2 separate regions of the Mus musculus genome follow, and region 2 is linked to region 1. Evidence: chromatin loops called from intact Hi-C (ENCODE). Cell type or tissue: heart. All regions are shown on one strand.

Evidence for each region. A loop is a pair of places that touch in the nucleus more often than their neighbours do. Peaks named below come from ENCODE experiments on the same cell type or tissue, not always from the same donor. Only the 100,000 strongest peaks of a DNase experiment are listed, where the experiment ranks them.
Region 2: it touches region 1 in a loop (4-fold over the local background); 14 of 42 quality-filtered maps call a loop at or near these places.

Annotation. Positions count from the first base shown.
Region 1 is chr3:27,708,769-27,711,268 of GRCm38, forward strand. Fndc3b (fibronectin type III domain containing 3B) reads right to left here and starts at 1,684. Exons shown (of 26, transcript NM_173182.3): 1 at 1,578-1,684. In heart, CTCF peaks have their summits at 1,334 and 2,486; DNase peaks (open chromatin) are centred at 493 and 1,713; H3K4me3 peaks cover 2,500 bases; H3K27ac peaks cover 2,500 bases.
Region 2 is chr3:27,862,418-27,864,917 of GRCm38, forward strand. No RefSeq gene overlaps it. Among named protein-coding and RNA genes, the nearest start is that of Gm26040, 4.4 kb to the right of the region's middle. In heart, a CTCF peak has its summit at 1,117 (motif pointing left); a DNase peak (open chromatin) is centred at 1,084; H3K4me3 peaks cover 1,233 bases; H3K27ac peaks cover 2,345 bases.

The DNA.
Region 1 (2,500 bases):
AACCAGGAGAGGTGCTGGTGCTCACGCTCTGCATTCCTTTAGAAGCCCCAGAAGACAGAAGACGGGCTCCTCCAAACATCCCAGGCTCTGATCACAGCTATTTTTAAAGGGTCTTAAAAGATTACCAAAATGTCTTTCTGGAACTGTATATACTGTCATTAGATGCTACCAGCCCCCACCCTACAAGATCTCGACAGTGCTAACAGATGCTAAAGGAACACGATCTTGTCACACAAACGCTTTTTCTCATAAGCATCAAAATAAAATGCTTGAAAAGCACATGCAAGTTTAAGGACAATACTAAGAGAGCAACTTTTTAAAACAATAATCAACGAGGCCTCACTTTTAGCCAGGCTGCCGCGTATCTCGCGTCTCGGTAAGCATGAACTCCGGTTGGCCCTCCTGGCCAGAAGCATGTCCAGGGACTTTACCCTCTTCAACAGCTGCTCCCAGGGAGCCAGGAAATTTACTGAACCCAGTCTTTACTGCATCCACAGTCAGCCTCCAACGAGGAGCGAACCAACAGCCCCCACACCAGTCACAAAACCAGGTCAGAGTTGCTATGCATGCATGCGCTGTGTGGCATAACTCAAGTTCCCAGGGTCCCAGCCGATACTTGGAGATGCGGGAGCGCCACGCACTCAAATCTGAACAGAGCAGTGAAATTTTGCTCAAAACCTGACTTTCTTTTGTACTGTTTTGTTGTTGTTTTAAAAAAGAATGTTATTCCAGAATGGATTCCTTTTCTTCCGGGTCTGTCTGCTCCTACTAACTCTCTGCCACAACCAGGGTGCCTCCCCTTTCCCAATGCCCCACCTCTTGCCACATTTATAAAAAAAAGAAAAAAAAATGGCACATTCCCTCTCCCCTAGCTTCTCCTAGTAAGGCCTGGAAACTGGAGGAAATTCAAATCAAATTAGTTGCACATTAAAAAATAAACAGACAAGCAATCAAGGGTGCCCACCCAACAAAAGCCCTCGCCAGTTCCAAAATATGATTAAGCCTGGGAGGGAAGAGGGGGAGGGGGACTAGCCGGGATGGAGATAAACGTGTGCATTTTTGGCCCCAGCGTCAGCCTCATCGCGGCCAAATTCTACATTTTGTTTAAAGAAAACGCTGGGCCTGAGAGAAAAGAAAATAAAAAGTTGTAACTTTTAAGGAAGTCTGCAATCCGCACTGTCTGGATAAAATGCCAGTGCTTCCTTCGTCTGGGATCGCCGGGTGGGAGCCGAGATTCGAAAAATCTCCAACCCCAGCCGTTCTCTCCGGGAAGGCGCCCGGCCAGCGGCGCCGCCCGGCGGCCCAGCCAGGTCTCCCGGGACGCTCGCAGAGTCCCCCAGGCTCCCCAGGCCGGGCGCTGGGGACGCTAGGCGGTCACGGCCCCGGGCCCCGGGCCCCGCTTTCCGCGAGGACTGACAGGCCCTTCCCACGGCAGCTCGTTCCTGCCTGCCATCCGAACCAGACGGTCCCCGCGGCCCGCCCAGCCCGCCCGCCGCCTCGGGGCGCGGATTCCACCCGCTGGGTCTCCCGGCCGCCCCACCCCCGGCAGGGGCGCCCCTCGAGCCTGACCGACTGACCCGCGCTCCGCTGGCCCACACGCACCGGGTCGTCCTCTGCTTCCCGCCGCGCCCCGCTCCCCCGCCCGAGCCTGCAGCCGCCTGGCTCGCCGAGTCCAGCCGCGGCCGCCGGTTCCCGCCCCCAGCCCGGGGGGAGCCCAGGGGGCAGGACGGGGAGGGAGGACGTGGCGCGCAGAGGTGGCCAGAGGCGGGCGGGGAGTGTCCCCAAGAGGCCCCGGCGGGGGCGGGGGCGACCGGTCGCCCAGGGACCCTCCCCGCGAGCATCCCGGGTCCCGGGTCACAGCCCGGCACCCCCAAGGGGGCCAAGGCAGCCCCGAATCCCAGCTCTGCGCGCACGCACGCCCTCCTCCCTCCACCATATGGAAATCTACAGCCTCCCAAAGTGACACGTCGAAGATTCCTCGGCCTGGCCGCGCGCCCTCCCCCTCCCAGGCAGCGGTCCTGCCGCGGGGATCTGGGCGGGGGAGCGGATTCCTCGGAGCGACGGCCCGGGGAGGAGGGGAACTGCGAGCCCCGCATCCTCCGCTTTCTTCCCGAGCGAGCGGGGGCTGGAGGGGTCGCCCCCTACCCGGCCGGGAGCTTCGGGCAGCCGAGCGGTCGGGGCGCGACCGGGACTCGGCAGCCAAGTTTTCCTCGGGCATCCCCGAGTGCTCCGGGGCCGGGAGCGCACTCGTGCAGACTCGGAGTCCGGCCGGGCTCCGAAGCGCAGGGACCCGAGAGCGACTGTGGGTGGCACGTCCCCCGGCAGCCCGCCGCCGCTCCCGCACGCCTTACCTCCCCTCAGGCTGAAACGGGGCTCCGGGTGCCCGCAATCCGGGTCGCCCACGCCGTCCCAGCCAGCCGCCCGCGGGATCCCCGCCGTCCCCTGCGCCGCTCCCGCCGCTGCTCTCCGCCGCCTCCTCCGGCCGCCGCCGCTGCTCAAA
Region 2 (2,500 bases), 150 kb after region 1:
CCAGGTGAATAGGCCTTTCTGTGCATGTCTCCAGAAAAGTCAGGACAGCAGAGTCATAAGACATTTGTTTCAGTCAGAAAAGGGCAGATGTAGCTCTGCCTAGGGATTGGCAGTTGGACACTGAAGCAAGGTTTAAATCCTCCTCCTTCCCCTTGGACCAGCCACAAGACAGTCAATAAATAGTAGTGAACCCTGACCTAGGTCTAGGGAGAGTCTACCATTCACTTCCCAGACTCCCCACTCCTGTTCTCCAGACTCTCCCCTCTCATTCTTCCCTCCACCTCCCTCTCCCTCCCCCCAACCCCCAATCCCTGTTACCCTCTCTTCCAAGGTGCTCTAGCCAAGGATATTAACAAAGAGGCAGGAGCTGAGCTAGGCAGGCCCTTCCTCTGCAGATTCTGGGACTTGCTGTGGCTGTCAGGCTTCTCTACTGTTGTGATTGTTTTTGTTTTTGTTTTCTTCCTTCATGGAACTGGATCGCTGCTCTGGTGTCATTTGCTTCATTGCATTGCAAGAAAATGATGTCATACTGTGGGGCCCTGGTCCATTTCCCAGCTTCTAACCTAAGTCTCCTGACCTTTCTCATCTGCCTGCTCTTGGAGAAAATGAAACACATTGAAGCATACAGGTCAGCAAACCTCAGGAAGGCCTCTGCGCCTCCAGGATGGGCAGGAACGTTAATGACCCCCACACAGCCTTATCTGGTTGTCACATGGCAAGGACCCCCTGCCTGAAAAATGGGGGAAGGAATGGCTTCGGGTTGTGCTTGCAGTTTCCTGGCAGAAGCCTTTCTTCCCTTACGGTGGCTTTAATTACTAGTGTCGGTGTTCAGTGTAATTCTGGCTCCTCCCATGGTTTCTGCTCTTTGTACTAAAGTCTGTCCGAAAACTTAAATCTTACACGCTGCACTTGTGTCTTCTTGTCTGAGGACCGGTGAGCCCTCAGCATGAGTGACATTATGGAATTACTTCCTGGCATGTCAAAGGCTGAAACTGCCCCGTCTTTCAGGATTGTGGAGAGCCAGGCTTGGACTGGATCGCTGCTCTGGTGTAAGTTTTCCTCTGCCAGGAAACCAGTGCTTGCGCATCATTTGCATACAGCCAATGAGAGCCATCTACTGTTCAGAGGAGGTTTTGGAGCTTGTATGACGACATCCTGGAAAAATCTCAGCTGGGGAAAGGCGACTTTTCCCCCCTCTCCCTAAGCCCCATCTTAAATAGTTTCCTTCCCACAGCCCATATGTCCACATTCAAAGTAAGAAACCCAGCCCATTCTCCTGCCCCGGCCCCTGTCCCTAGCTCAGGAATCTCGACAGCCACACAAAACTGGAAATTGGCTGTTTAAAACGAAGGTGCCATATTCGTTCCAGTCTGTAAACTAGACATTTTTTGGCACACAGCGCTGAAGAATTAACCCTTTGATTTCTCCCAGACAAGGGCACAGTAAAATGCCTGTTCTTTTCTTTGTGACCAGAATGGCAAACACCAACCTGTTGCAGTTCTTAACATCGTGAATGGGGTTCTGGTTAACCTAAGGCATATACGATTGTGCTATTTCACATAATTCCGCGAAAACTGGATAATGTTCAGGTTTCTGAAACTGTACACATTTCCCCCAGATTTTCTTCCCTCAGTTCTAGAAAGCAACTATTGGACTGTCCATGTCTTTGAGGGTGTGGTAGCACCCAGAGATCTGGCTTGTTGGTAAAATGTCTGAAGGTCAGCTTTAATTATTTCAGCACTGAGTGGGACACAAGAAAGCAAGATGTAGGTGCATGAATAAGCAGGGTGCCCCATACTGAGGGGAGAGCTTAAATGTTATTAACTCGGACATTATACTAACAAGTCCCTACGTGTGCAATCACCAGACCACGGCTAGAAATCTTATCGTTCCATTACGGGGCAGATAACAGTGTGGTGATCGAAGACCCGGGGCCTGGGAGACTTGCACTGGATTGCTAGATAGCAATGTTTCAGCCCTGTGCCCTTGAAGAAGTCACGAAGCCTCTCCCAATCACAGATATCAGATCTGCAAAATGAAGGTGTTTATGTCTTATGTCTGAAGTGTTATGTCTAAAGTGTTTACTCTGAATGTGTCCGTTTTCAGATGAGTGGGATCCATACTGACTGATGTTTGAAGACATGTACTAAGTGTGTGGAACGAAGCTCGAAGCCTTGAACTCTTACATGATGCGTCTGTGTGATGTGTACAGGTGTGCATGCACCACACTGCATGCGTGAAGTCAGAGGACCAAGTTGTGGAGTCAGTTCTCTCCCTCCCCATCAAATGGGTTCAACAGAACTGATCACAGACCTGGCTGTTAGAGTCCAAGCTGCACCACCGGGCTTTTTGTTATACGTTGAATCCCATTGATTCTTTCAGCAAGACTGAGTTAGCAATTCTGATGATCCCTATTTGACTAGGAGGAAATTGAAGTCTGTCTTAAAATGGAAGAGGAGGAAGCTTCCCTGCTGATTTGAAAGCCCAGTTGAGTTTCTGA